Regions from separate parts of the Homo sapiens genome. Here all the other regions are linked to region 2. A link is a loop called in an ENCODE intact Hi-C map of the cell type or tissue named here. Cell type or tissue: heart left ventricle. All regions are shown on one strand. Each heading gives the region's core, and the rest is flanking DNA. Links, peaks and the distances in the headings are about the cores only. Region 1 overlaps RABGAP1L (RAB GTPase activating protein 1 like). Region 2 overlaps TNN (tenascin N). Region 3 overlaps TNN (tenascin N).

The links. A loop is a pair of places that touch in the nucleus more often than their neighbours do. Peaks named below come from ENCODE experiments on the same cell type or tissue, not always from the same donor. Only the 100,000 strongest peaks of a DNase experiment are listed, where the experiment ranks them.
Region 1: it touches region 2 in a loop (4-fold over the local background); 28 of 110 quality-filtered maps call a loop at or near these places.
Region 3: a loop joins it to region 2, with 2.2 times the contacts of the local background. A loop is called at or near these places in 2 of 110 quality-filtered maps.

What each region holds. Positions count from the first base shown.
Region 1 is chr1:174,767,496-174,772,391 of GRCh38, forward strand. The region is part of intron 18 of RABGAP1L (RAB GTPase activating protein 1 like); the gene reads left to right. Among named protein-coding and RNA genes, the nearest start is that of RABGAP1L-AS1, 180 kb to the right of the region's middle. In heart left ventricle, for the core only: a CTCF peak has its summit at 2,659 (motif pointing right); no DNase peak of the experiment used is centred there.
Region 2 is chr1:175,123,181-175,128,076 of GRCh38, forward strand. TNN (tenascin N) reads left to right here. Exons shown (of 19, transcript NM_022093.2): 12 at 220-483; 13 at 3,775-3,905; 14 at 4,852-4,896. Among named protein-coding and RNA genes, the nearest start is that of TNN, 58 kb to the left of the region's middle. In heart left ventricle, for the core only: a CTCF peak has its summit at 2,293 (motif pointing left); no DNase peak of the experiment used is centred there; H3K27ac peaks cover 1,089 bases.
Region 3 is chr1:175,070,338-175,075,233 of GRCh38, forward strand. All of the region lies in intron 1 of TNN (tenascin N), which reads left to right. Among named protein-coding and RNA genes, the nearest start is that of TNN, 5.0 kb to the left of the region's middle. In heart left ventricle, for the core only: no CTCF peak of the experiment used is centred there; a DNase peak (open chromatin) is centred at 2,214; H3K4me3 peaks cover 416 bases; H3K27ac peaks cover 1,372 bases; H3K27me3 peaks cover 827 bases.

The DNA.
Region 1 (4,896 bases), core at 1,467-3,966, 360 kb before region 2:
TTACTGGTATCCAAAAATACAACTGACTTTCCTTTTTTTTTTTTTTGAGACGGAGTCTCACCCTGTCACCCAGGCTGTAGTGCAGTGGCGCAATCTCGGCTCACTGCAAGCTCCGCCTCCCAGGTTAAATAGAACCAACTTATCTATATTGATCTTATAACCTGCAACCTTGTTGAACTCATTTTCAGCTTTAATATTCATGTATGTGTATTGTGTGTTTCCCAAGATTTTTGAAATACAAGATGTCATTGTATTAGTATGTTTTCATGCAGCTGATAAAGACATACCCGAGACTGGGCAATTTACAAAAAAAAGGGGTTTATTGGACTTACAGTTCCATGTGGCTGGGGAGGCCTCACAATCATGCCTGAAGGTGAAAGGCACATCTCACGCGGCTGTGGCAAGAGAGAGAATGAGAGCAAAGTGAAACAAGTTTCCCCTTATTAAAACATCAGATTTCGTGAGACTTATTCACTACCACAAGAACAGTATGGAGGAAACCACCCCCATGATTCGGTTATCTCCACCTGGTCCCTCCCACAACACATGGGAATTATGCGAGTACAATTCAAGATGAGATTTGGGTGGGGACACAAAGCCAAATTGTATCAGTCATCTTGTAGACATATTTTTACTTCTTCCTTTCTGATTTGGATGCATTTTCTTTCTTTTTCTTGCCTAATTCCTCTGACTAAAACCTCCAGTACTGGCAGAATAGGTAACTAGGCAGACATGAACAGGACAGGAGAGGGCCCTCCTCCCCAGGAATGTCAGGTGACCATCAGGTAATGGTCATGCAGTTGTTAAACTATCTAACATAATGGTTGTAGCTTGCGCCAGGGAAAGGCTGTCTCCCAATAGATAGAAACCACCTGAAGCTGGTGATCAGCAGCTTCTTAATAAGATCTCAGGATTTTGCGAGTAGGCTCAAGCATGCCCACCAGGAGGCAAACTGGTGGAGTTTAACAGGTATATGACCCTCCTCTGGGAACACTAGTCAACTGGTAAGGGAAAAATACCTCAAATGAACATGCACACAACTTCAGTAAACACACTGTACATGCGGCCCCACCCCAGGGCTAGCAGGCCACTGTGCATGTGGACAGCCCACCCCAAGGGAAGAATCAGGGGAGAAGAAACACAAACCCTGGAATCATGCCAATGTATAAAACCCTAAGTCAAGGGTCAGACAGTATACTTGAATCTCTCAAGTTGCCTGCTTGGCTCACTTCCAAGAATACTTTACTTCCTTTCATTCCTGCTCTAAAAGTTTTTAATAAATTCTCACTCCTGCTCAAAAACTTGCCTTAATCTCTCACTCTGCCTTATGCCCTCTTGGACAAATTCTTTTTATTGAGGAGGCAAGAATCTCGAGTTGCTGCAGACCTGTACAGATTCACTGCTAACAGTACAATGTTGAATGGAAGTGGCAAGAGTAATTATCTTTGTCTTGTTCCTGATCTCTTTTACCCTCTATCAGAAAAGTTTTTTTTTTCCTTAGAACTTCATTTCTGGATTACTACTGTCACCACCATTGTCACTGTAACCACCTGACAGGTGCTTCCTGCCCACTGCACAAACAAAATCAATTCATGGAGCATTGCAGTAAAGAAAGAGGTTAATTGATATGAAGACAGCCACACTTTGCAGGTGATGGAATTATTACTCAAATCAGTCTCATTGAAGGTTAGGGATTTTCCCAAGGTAGTTTGGAAGAAGGGGTGGAGGTGGCTAGACAATGGATACTTGCTGCTGATTGGTTGGGGGCACAATCATAGGGGTGTGGAAAACGGTCATCTTGTGCGCTGAGTTGCTTCTGGGTGGGGCCACAGGAGCAGTTGGTGGGTCCAGGTGGAGCCATTGGTGTCATGCAAAAAACCTGAAAAGATATCCCAAAAGGCCATTCTTAGGTTCTATAATAGTGATGTTATCTACAGGAGTAATTGGGAAAGTTGCATATCTTGTGACCTCCAGAATAATGGCTGACAATCACGTCCACACCATAGAAGAATTCAAGCTCCTCTATCCCCCTAGCCTGGTGGTCTCTCATTAGCTTTACAAGGTCGGTTGAGTTTTGGGGAAAGGCTATTATCATTTAAACTATAAACTAAATGTTTCCCAAAGTTAGCTTGGCTTAAGCCCAGGAATAATGAATGGCAGCTTGAAGGCTAAAGCCAGGAGGGGAGTTGGCTAGATGAGATCAAGAAGTTAGCCGGGCATGGTGGTGGGCGCCTGTAGTCCCAGCGACTCCAGAGGCTGAGCCAGGAGAATGGTGTGAACCCAGGAGGCAGAGCTTGCAGTGAGCCGAGATCACGCCACTGCACTCCAGCCTGGGCGACAGAGCAAGACTCCGTCTCAAAAAAAAAAGAAAGAAAAGCAAAAGACCTTGAAACTGGAAAATGGATTTCAGTTCTCCCTAGTCTTTGATGTACCAACTTGGGTTAAAAGTTCTTGTTTCTGTGTTTGAAGATAGTGACTTAAGGAAGAACTGAAGTTGGGAATGTAGTTTCTGTAGTTAATATTCATGTTACAAAAATAGAAGTCTAAACACCTGAAAAAAAGAATGAAACAACTCATAAACTTTTTTTTTGGATTTGCAATGATTTTGTACATTCCATTAGTTTTGTAACTTTCATGAAGGAATGCCTATTGTCCTGTTGGTGGCAGTAAAACACCACTCCTGGATCATTTGTTACTTGAATATTTCATTTGTTTGTTTTTAACTTTCTCTAGTGCATCTTCAGTTTGATGATAGGTTAGTTTCAAGATGCTATCTAGTAAATGCTAAAACAAACCAACAAACACAAATACTGGGCTTCTAATTAGGATACTCAAGGAATTTTAAAGTTTTAAAGTTTCAGAAATAATACATTTTATGAAACAGGGATCTGTATCAGGAAAAAATGTATATCATCACAGTACCATGCACATATTATATAATACCTTAAATTTGTTGAAGCAATTTCTCATTACTTATTTCTCATGAAACAATCCAAAATATCAAGAAGGGAAGACAGTTGAATAAACACACCATTTCCAAGTAGTCAGTGATTAAATTGAACTTAATGTACCCTAAGAAATACAAGCTCCCTTGACAGAGAACAAACAGAACAAAAAAATCCAGTTTCCTCCTTGTTCTATTTTTGTGAGCAAAATAAGTACTCATTTAAGCTTCCATCCCTTTTACTTAAAAATCCCTCTCTGTCTTCATCCTCTTCTGCTTTGCTCTTGTCTTTAATGAAGGTCTGTTCTGCCCCCATTCCAAGGCTAACTTCCTCACTATGTCCTTGATCCCATCTTTCCTGTCTCTCTTTGGAGAAGCCTGTGATGGTTAGTTAGTTCACTTATTCAACAGATATTCACTATTGACAGTCCCTGGGTTAGATGTCAGGGGATACAGAGATGACATTCTGTGTCCTGAAGTTGTCACATCTAATAGGGGAGGCACACAGACATAAGAATTCAGTGTGTTTGATCCTGGGGTTTAAAAGGGATCTTTGGGAGCCTAAAGGCAGAATGCCAAATTCATTCTGGGAAACTAGTAAACATTTTCCAAAGGTGGCATCTAACCTGAGAATAGGACATGAGGGTGAGAGTGAACAGCATGTAGAAGAGGAATGAGGAAGAATGGCTGAGGCAAGTCCTTTGCCATGGCACATTTGAGGGGGATGCGCAGGATACGATTCTGAGGGGCTTTAATTACATTTCTGCCATCAATTTATTGTGGAATTTTAATCAAATCATCTAACCTTTTAACACTTAATTTCCTAACTTATAAAATAAAGAGACAGGGAAGCATGCTCTAAATTTATGTCATGCCAGCTGTGTCAATCTGTGCTATAGGTGTGTGTATATGTGTGTATGTTTGTATGTCTTATATAACCATTTCAGTCCTTTAATGAGTAGATAAGAATCTTTGTATAATTTGCATGTTTGTTGTTTAAGTGCTTGGCTAAATTTATCTTTGCCTCTTTTACAAAAAAAAAAGTGTTTACAGAACAATATAATAAAATTAGGAGCAAAGGAATATTTTATTTGTTATACTTCAAGATGAATACCACCAAAATGTTTTCATTTCAACTTAAAAATCTCTTTATAACCATACTTGAATATAAACAACCCATTTGTTCTACATTAGTGAAATGTTAGTGTGTGTATTTTCTAGCACTCACACCTCTGCACTGTGATCATTCTATCAGGTATTTCTAGATATCCAAGCAATGTGTTGGATCTATGTAAAAAAAATCTGACAGCTACCATCAATAACAATATAATTGTGTAGCATTTAAACAGTTTGTAATGAGCTCTCAAATGCATTTTTTAAATGTTTAATAAATAAAATTAATAGTAAGACACCTATCATTTATTGAGCACTTAAAATGTATCTGATGCTGTGCTAAGCACTTTAAAACTAATCTTCACGGCCGGGCACATTGGCCCACGCCTATAATCCCAGCACTTTGGAAGGCCGAGGCAGGTGGATCACGAGGTCAGAAGTTCAAGACCAGCCTGGCCAAGATGGTGAAACCCCATCTCTACTAAAAATACAAAAAATTAGCCGGGCCTGGTGGTGGGTGCCTGTAATCCCAGCTACTCGAGAGGCTGAGGCAAAGAATTGCTTGAAGCCGGGAGGCAGAGGTTGCAGTGAGCTGAGATCACGCCACTGCACTACAGCCTGGACGACAGAGTCAGACTGTCTCAAAAAAAAACAAAAAACAAAACAAAAAAAAATAACTAATCTTCACTACCTTTAATTTTGTTTATTGTAGTATAATATACGTAACATAAAATGTACAATTTTGGTCAGGGCAGTGGCTCAGGCCTGTAATCCCAGCACTTTGGGAGGCCAAGGTGGGTGGATCACCTGAGGTCAGGAGTTCGAGATCACCCTGGCCA
Region 2 (4,896 bases), core at 1,204-3,703:
TTTTATATTAAAAAGTGGGAGATGATCTGATTCCTTCCAGTTTTATATCCAGTGGTTTGTTTCCTTGGAAATGGAGACCAGGGGCCTTTGACTCGTGTTTTAAGTGGAATTCTACCATTATTAATGATAACATGATGGAGAGCTCCTGGTGATGAGGTGGTAAGATGCGATGTCTTCCTTTGTTCTAAAGTTCAGCCTTTTCTAAATCTTTTTAAAAAGAAATTGACGGCCCCAAAAACCTAGTGACTGACTGGGTGACGGAGAATATGGCCACTGTCTCCTGGGACCCGGTTCAGGCCACCATTGACAAGTACATGGTGCGCTACACCTCTGCTGACGGAGAGACCAGGGAGGTTCCGGTGGGGAAGGAGCACAGCAGCACTGTCCTGACGGGCCTGAGACCAGGCATGGAGTACATGGTGCACGTGTGGGCCCAGAAGGGGGCCCAGGAGAGCAAGAAGGCTGACACCAAGGCCCAGACAGGTACTGAGAGGGACCAGGCCAGGGGAACACCTCACACTTATCAGGAGAGAACCTTCCTCCATCAGTGGGCTGGGGAGGGGAGCAGGAGGGTGGTTGCTTTACCCGAGGACATTCTTCAAAGTGGTTCCTTTTTTACGTCTTTGAGCTAATTAAGTTGACACAACAGCTCAGATAAGATGAGAGAGTATAGAGGGAGTGAGTGCTGGTGTCAAAGGTGGCCTCCCTCACCCCTCCACCCGGCCCAGCGCTCAGAATCTCCACACTTGCTATGGAGAAAATGGTTGGGCCTCAGCTGCAGTTGGGAGAAGACAGAGGCAGGAGCCTCTTCTGTTTCCATCTTCCAGAATGGAGGCAATGGGGATGCATCTTTCTCCATTCCATCCTCAGTTGATGATGAAAGGTGCCTGAATTGCATGTATTTTGTGTGTGTGATGGGGCCTCTGATCTTGGCAGAGCATCACTGAGGTCAGAACCCAGAGGCACTTGGAAGAGAGCACTGTGCCCACCCTGAGGTCTATGAGCCTCTTCTGGCAGTACGGGCAAGGTCTGTCCATTCCATCCATGGCTGAGCGCACCAAGTGTTGCCACGGGACCTAGAGATGGCTTGAATTTCTCTATGGTTTTTATTAGTTAAAATTAGCTTGCATTTTTAATCTAAAAAGTAATATATGCTTATAGTAAATATTTTCAAACTAAATAGAGACGTGTTAAAACAAAACAAAACAAAACAAAAACGGCCAGGCGCGGTGGCTCATGCCTGTAATCCCAGCCCTTTGGGAGGTCAAGGCTGGTGGATCACCTGAGGTCAGGAGTTTGAGACCAGCCTGACCAACATGGAGAAACCCCGTCTCTACTAAAAATACAAAAATTAGCTGGGTGTGGTGGCAGGTGCCTGTAATCCCAGCTACTTGGGAGGCTGAGACAGGAGAATTGCTTGAACCCAGGAGGAGGAGGTTGCAGTGAGCCAAGATTGCGCCATTGCACTCCAGCCTGGGCAACAAAGAGCGAGACTCCATCTCAAAAGCAAACAAACAAACAAACAAACAAACAAACTCCTCTCTCTGTCCTGGACTCCCTAGTATGCAGGGTTGCTCTCCAGATGCAACCAGTAGCCAGTTCTCCCTTCTTCCCTCTTTCCCACTTCCTACCTCCTTCTCCCCTTCCTTTCTCTGTTCCTTTCTCTCTTATTCCTTTCTTCTCCTCTTCCTTGTTTATCTTCTCTTGGGTTCACCTTCTCCATTTTTGAAGACAGCAATAAAAAGATTCTCATTTTCCTGCTTCATAGAAATGTGAAAGTAACTAAGACAGACATCTCAAGTCCATAACCAGGGAGTGGTGGGCAGTCAAAGAGGTGGCAGGAGATTGCTTAAGATGTTAAAATAGCCACAGTTTTGCCTTGATTGTGAAATCAGGAAATTCAGTTTTTCTGTGAGACGAATAGAATAAAATCCATGCCAGATGTTATGCTTTAGAAAATCAAACCAAGTTGATATTACAGAAACTCAAAATTTGTCAAAACATCCTAATTCAAAACAACAGCTGTCTGATTTCTATTAAAATACTGCAATTCAGCTCTCAGCTGAAATGCTACTGGGTAGAAAATAGCCTGGAGACGTCTTTTTGGGAAGTTATAAATTAAAATAACCTTCTATGATAATGCTTTTTCAAAAGAGAAATTTCCATTCATATCTTCTTTGGTTAAAAAAAAAAAGAGCCTTCTGACCAGTGATGTTGACCAGTATTTTTGCTGAGCTTCTGTTTTCCTGGTCTACAGTGCACACTTGCTTACCCACGCGTTCCCTCTAGTGTTTGGGTGAGGAAGTACATAGAAGAAGAGCTCTGCTTTTCCTATATCCCTTCTCTTTCCCTCTTCCCTCCCCCACCTCTTCCTTTCTTCTCTTTTCCTTCCTTCTCTCTCTCTCCCTCTTTCTTTCTCTTTCTTTCTTTCTCTCTCTCTCTCCCTTTCTCTCTTCTTTTCTCTCTCTCCTTCCTTCCTTCCTTCTCTCCCTCCCTCCCTCCTTTCTTTCTCTCTTTTTTCTCTCTTTCTTTCTTTCTTTCTTTCTTTCTTTCTTTCTTTCTTTCTTTCTTTCTTTCTCTCTCTCTCCCTCCCTTTCTCTCTTCTTTTCTCTCTCTCCTTCCTTCCTTCCCTCCCTCCCTCCTTTCTTTCTTTCTTTTTTCTTTTTCTTTCTTTCTTTTTTCTTTTTCTTTCTTTCTTTTCTTTTTTTCTTTCTTTCTCTCTCCCGCTCTCTCTCTCTTCTCTTTCTTTCTTTCTCTCGCTTCTCTCCCTTTCTTTCTTTCCTTCTCTCTCTCTCTCTCTCTCCTCTATACAAGCACCTGTTCCCTTGCCTTCTCCTTCTCTTCTTTCTCTACTGGGTATGCATCTAAGGCCACACACTTCAATATGTAACAGTATGTAAGAAACATAACTTTTTGTTTCTTTCTTTTTTTTTTTTTTTAAGACAGAGTCTTGCTCTGTCACCCAGGCTGGAGTGCAGTGACGTGATCTTGGCTTACTGCAACCTCCGCCTCCCGAGTTCAAGCAATTCTCCTGCCTCAGCCTCCCGAGTAGCTGGGATGACAGGCGACCACCACCATACCCGGCTAATTTTTGTATGTTTGGTAGAGATAGGATTTCATCATATTGGCCAGGCTGGTGTCGAACTCTTGACCTTGTGATCCGCCTGCCTTGGCCTCCCGAAGTGCTGGGATTACAGGCATGAGCCACCGTGCCTGGCCAACTTTTTGTTTCTATGCCAACTTAATTTCAATCATAAGCCCATATTCTACTTAGGGTAAGCTCCTTCCTCAGGGCTGTATGTAAGTCTTGGGTAGTTTCCCAGTGACAGGCATTGGGGCCCATCCAGCATTTCAGGCAACTTTCCAGGCGGGCCAAGTCACCCTGGTTTCTTTGTGCATGGCCCTTTCAGATCTGTGGCCCTCTTATCTTTCCACATCCTTTTGGGAGCCCTGCCATCTCTGAGGATCTATCTGCCAATCTAGGCTGTTAATATCCACCACTTTGTGGGAACCTGCCTGGGAAATGGGGGCCCAGATTCCTTTCCTCTGGGACCCACCCAACGCCCTGTTCTTCTTGTCTCTAATGGGTCTGTACTTGTAGAAACAAAGGTCAGAAAGGCCCTGTGGCAGGGAGGAAGAGAGCCTGCAAACTGCTTGAAAGAAGGAGGAGAAATGGGAGGGTTTGAAAAGGGGAAAATATAAACTGATGTCTCAAAAATTACCTTGCCTCAGTTGTATCTTAGTAATAACAATTACCTGACTTTCTACGTACAGAACTCGACCCTCCCAGAAACCTTCGTCCATCTGCTGTAACGCAGTCTGGTGGCATATTGACCTGGACGCCCCCCTCTGCTCAGATCCACGGCTACATTCTGACTTACCAGTTCCCAGATGGCACAGTTAAGGTACGGGGATTCCTTGTCTTTTCTCCTGGTGCCTTCTCTTCTGTGTGAAGCAACTAACTTGGGCCAATCAGCTCATTTGCTGGCCTCACGGCAACTTGCTGATCTTTACTGATCACATTGCTGGTTGTACATCTGCCCCGGGTTATTTTGTTTATTGTTAGTCTTCCCCAATAAATGTAAGCTCTATGTTTGTCTGTTTCATTTATCACCATATCTAAAGTGCATAGGACAGTGCTTAGCACATGGTAGGTGTTCGATATATATTTATTGAACAAATTGATTAACCCTTATTTCAAGGGTTATACCTCCCCTTAGAATCTGAAGGCCAGCAAATTTTCAAAACCTGTCCCAATGGAAAATTATTATTCTCCCTCCTTGCCAATGAAGAAAGAAGGGAGGAAATAAAAACAGGAAGGACACTTAGGTTTATGTGTTACCTTAATTAGTGCTTATGACAGCACAGCTAGGAAGGTTAGCCCTATGTTTATAGAGGAAGTAAGACTGGTTCAGAAGGAAGTTTATTGAAATATCAACTATCTCCTTGTCTCAGATATCAGTGGCCAGTTTCACCTCCCCTATTAATTTCTCCTTAGCGCGGCATTGCCAGCCTGTTCCTGCTGGCAATGTAGCCACTATAGTTAGAGCCCCTGTGTGTATCTGAAGGCCAAAGTCTCCCAGAAACTTGGCCGGTGATCCTGAAGCTGCAGTCCTGGGTGCTGGTTCTCAGCTGATGCTCCCAGTAGTGCTGACTCTCCATGGCATGGCTCTCCAGAGAAGTGGCTGGGACCCACTGCGATTCTGGGCTGCCACTGAGGCTTCGGAGAGACAAAACACTGTGCTCTCAGAGAGCTTCTGTCATTAGCACCAGGGAACGCTGTTGACACCTAGGGTGCTAGTGGGTGATAAACTGAGTCACTGGCTGTCTAATCTCTCCCTTGTTTGGTAGGAGATGCAGCTGGGACGGGAAGACCAGAGGTTTGCGTTGCAAGGC
Region 3 (4,896 bases), core at 1,116-3,615, 53 kb before region 2:
CTGTGGTCACCCCTGAAAAAGTGATTGAGTGCTGAGGCTGGGTCAGGACACCATCCTTGATCTTTTCAAGCCTCAGGCGGGTGGGCAGACTTGATGGGATGGCTCTCCAGGAAAAGGGTTCTAGCACGGTGGTGTGAGAGTCATCTCCAAGGACTTCCTGGACACTCCCTGGGTATCCCACAGAACTAGGAGAATGGGGGGACAGAGTGATACCCAGAATGTGACCATACTAAGCCCTATCACATAAAACCAAATTTCCATTCTCTTCCATACTTAGCTGTCTTGTATCCTATATGCAATCCTATATTCAACATCACAGAGACTAGAAATAAAAATGTTTGTATGTACTTGCTTCTACTGGAGTTTAACCTAGGAGAGACAGACCTCCCTTGTATATCCATTTTCTTGGATCTGAAGGAGAAAGAGATACAGAGGTGAAATCGGTCCCCTAAGCCTCTAGTTCAAGGTGAGTTGAGCCAGGGTAGATTCCTCAGCCAGCTGAGAACTTGCTGTCCTGGACCAGGTTACTTGGGAAGTACAGGGAAGGCCCCTGAGTCACCCAGGGCCCAAGCTGCAGATCATTAGCAATATATGCCAAAGAGAGTTAAGGAAGGAGTGACAAGTTTGCCAGTGACATTTGTGACATTGATGCATCCCTAGCCACTCATCTCCCTCATTTTCCTTCATAGTTTAATGATATCCACCCTGTCATTTGGGGACAGAATATCTTCTTAAGTGACTCTGTTGGAAATCCATGATGATACACTTTTTCTAAAACCCAAAGCAGTGCTTTCATTTTCCTGTGGTTAACTGTCAAGGCAGGATGAGATAATAAGGGAACCAGAGAAAGCCCTGAATTTAAGTATAAAGGTCTGTAACAGTGGCTAGAAATTGGCTACCTCTCTTCTTTGGCGTAAGTAGTATTTTTTTTTTCCTGACCCAGGGTGTGTGTCCTTCTTTGGGGAAAATGAGGTGACACAGAAACCATCCACCCCTGGGGTCCAAGAGGACCATCAGGATTCAGGGGCCATCCTCCTCCCTTGGCCAAGGCTTGGATGCCATCTGCCCCTGCAGACAGAAGTATCTGTGCACTTTGGTGTTTCCTAGGAAGGGAATTCTCCAGCTTCTCATGAGAATTGACTGGGACTTAACCTCTATGTGAGGGAAATGCAATTCATGTCCCCAGTGGATCATCCTTGGCACCACTCAGAGGAAGTAACCCTCTCTTAAAAACACATGGCAGAACGGAGGACATCTGGTGTTTTTTTTGTTTTTGTTTTTGTTTTGTATATACAGGACATATAACAGACAGATGAAGAACACAGACGCAGGCAGTGGACAGACCTGGTGTGTGATCCCAGCTCTGCTGCTTTTTAGCTGTGTGTCCTTTGGCAAATTACTTAACTTCTCTGAGGACCTGTCACAAAGAATGATATCAACTGACTCCCAGGACTTTGAGGATTAAATGAGGATAATTTTTATAGCGTTTGGCACAATGTCCATTATCTAATAAGCACACATACACAGACACACACAAATCCAGTGGCTATTACTACTTACTTCACAAAATATTACTTTGGCAGGACTGTGCTATGAGGCTGGTGATACAGAGGGGATCAACACAGTCATGGCCCTCTCTGTCATCTCTGAGCTCACAAGGATACCTGGGCTAGAAACACGCATACAGATTTGGCAACTGTCAACATTTGGCTGGAAATTAAAGCCACAGGGGTAGATGCAGATACCAAGAGAGAACACAGCAGAAGCATAGAGCCCTGCAACATCTGAAGGCAGAAGTAGGGGGACCATCCATGCAGCCCATGGTCAGTCGTGTACTCCTCAAAGAGCCTTTCTGGTAAAAGCAACACAAGGCAGCATTTGTTCCTGAGTCTAATGTATCCCTCCCTCCCACCTTCCCACACCACCCAACACCCCTTCTGCAGTCAGAATTAAAGACATGACCAGCCTCTGTAAGACAATGATTCTTGGGGACAACTGGTTTCCTGTGGTTCCTGCATACACATTTCCTGCATGTAAATGCCCTTCGCTTCATGCATCCCTGCAGAATTTACCCAACTTTCCATGGGAAAATACCCCTCAGCAGAATAATCCTCCCTATTTGGAAATGTATCATCCTGCGTTTTGCTCAGAAAAATCTTCTGCCCTGTCTGCCCCCTCCCCACCCTCGCGGAGCTCAGCCTGTGGTTTGCTGTGCATACTGAAAGAGTCGATGAAGTCATCCTTCCCTTCTGCTGTTAAACAAGGAGTCTCTTTCCTGCCACGTGTTGGAGTGAGAGCCAGCAGGCTTCTCTTCTTGCTCATTACACTTGACAGAATGTTAGGTTGAGGATTTCCCTTGCTCTCATCTTCTTTCGAACAATCAACCTACCCAGGAAAATCTGAGCGCAACTTGTGGAATCTGAGAGGCAGTAATTAATGAGGACATCTTGTTACAAATCAGAAGGACAGGCAACACCAAGGGCTCCAACAGGGACTTGTGGGAGTTCTCATATTCCAGGCTACAAAAACAAATGCTGTAGACCTGGGCTCTGGGCAGCCTTACTGTGGTTGATGGCAAGAGTCCACGGCTTTTTTTTTTTTTTTTTTTTTTTTGCTTTCGTTGAGAACTTCTTCAGAAAACCATCTGCACTTCATTTATGTCTCAGGCTGGGGGTGGGGGGTCGGATGGAAAGCACGGGCAGAGAAGTCTGCTTTTTCAGCCCTATTTTTGCCCAGGAAGAAGATTTTTGGACAGTGGAAACTCATGTGCTGCCATGAACACAGTAGGTGCTTTAGAGATCAATATGCGTTGTTACTGGTGAACGGCAGAAGTGTATAGGGATTAGTGGCTCCATTGCTGGACACTGTGCATCTGGGATTGCATCTGTGGCCGTGTGCTCATCAATTGCATAATCAGTTGCTCAATGCCACTGAGCCTCAGTTCCTATCCTGGGGATCAAGTGGAGAATAGCGTGTGGCTTTTATCTTTGTGATGAACGTCTAAGGATGGCCGTTGTGAAATATCATTATTTTTATCCTACACCTGCCTTCCAACTCATTTTCCTGGCTTCCCACTCCCCCCATCTTCTGACAAAAATCTCAAGCAGATTCCAGAGCTTTTCTGGTGGCTTTTGGTCTTAGAAGAGAATTGCTTTTGTGAAAGCAAGTCCATTTCAGTATTGAGCCTCAGTCTCTCATCCAGGCCACATCTTTTCTTCTTTCTCAGCTCAGACCTGATGCTGGAACCTGCAGAGAAGCTGGAGGGAAGGGGCTTGGGGCTTTCCTCCCTCCACTTCTCTCTCCTTAACATGCATGGCTGCTTCTGGCTTCACCAGTTTGCTGCTGCCTGGGGCGAGGTGAGGGTTAGAAAAGAAGGGAGAGGGCACTTTTACTTTACTGGGGCTGTTGTGGTTCCCTCTGTTGGATGCCCTTGTTATGGTGAATGCTTCCAGTGCTGGGCCACCCCTCCTTTGTGGGGAGCTTCTGTGGGATCTTTAGATATTCCCCTTCCCACCCACTGGGCATGTCCTGCTGCAGTCGCCCCCTTGGGGTGGCACACTCCTGCTGAACGGTGGACCTGCACCTCAGCTCGGGCCCTGAACTGCCCTCTTGGTAGCTCTAACATGCCTCATTTCTGTGACATCAACTTGGCCTCGCCAAAGTCTGAGTTTCAGTCCTCTCACACTGCAGCCCCCTTCCTCTCTCTGCCATGCAGCCTGTTCCAGCCAAGCTTCCACCTGTGAATTCCTCCGGGCCAGAATCAGGCACCAGTCTCTTTGCCTGCCACCCCCACTAATTCACCGTGACCCCACCCCCAACCCCCAAACCTCCAGTGGCACACTGTCTTTGAAATGTGTGGGCACGGCCAGGTGTAGTGGCTCATGGCTGTAATCCTAGCACTTTGGGGAGCTGAGGTGGACAGGCTGCTTGAACCCAGGAATTCGAGACCAGGTTGGGCAAGATGGTGAAACCCCATCTCCACAAAAAAAATACAAAAATTAGCCAGGCACTGTGACATATACCTGTAGTCCCGGCTACTCAGGAGGCTGAGGTGGGAGGATCACTGGAGCCCAGGAGGTGGACATTGCAGTGAGCCGTGATTGTGCCAATGCACTCCAGCCTGGGCGACAGAATGGGATCCTGTCTGAAAAAAAAAAAAAAAAAAAAAAAAAGAAGTGTGCAGGCACTTATTACCCATGGTCCAAGTCACAAGACAACAAGAAGTGTCCCATTGACTATTCCATTCCATCTGCCGGGTGTTGAGTCCAGTGCCTGAAATGCAGTCAGTTCTCAGAAGAAGTGAGCTTTTATTATTATCAACAATACATGCTTTTGGTGATAGGAAGAGCCATGAAGGAGTGGGAGGGCAAAGGGGTAACACAAAGAAAAACCCTTCATAGGTACCATTCTGCTTAATTCACAGTGGTGTCACATCCCTTGGGTACAACATGTATAATGGATGAAAGCATTGCATAGGGACATGTATCTAACTGCGCTCATTTGTCATTTGTATCAGAATGTCATATTGGCACAGAGCAAGCATAGGCTTGCAATCAGATGGGTCTGCGTTTGAATCCTGGCTCTGCCACTTCGTTGTTGGGCAACCCTGGCAAATGACTTTACCTCTCAGATCTGGTTTCCTTACCTTTTGAGTGAGGAGAGGAACACTGACCTTACATGGCAGCTCTGGGGATTAATTACGAGGAATAATGCACCCAGCCAATGCCTAGTGCGTAGCAGCAACTCAGTAAATAACATTTAGCATTTCATGCTATTGTGATTCTTCTTCTTCTTTTATTCTTCCAGGGCTCTTCACCCCCTGTTTCCTCAACTTCCTGATACTAAATGAATGATGACTATTAAAATTAAACATTTTACATATTACTAGAATTTGGC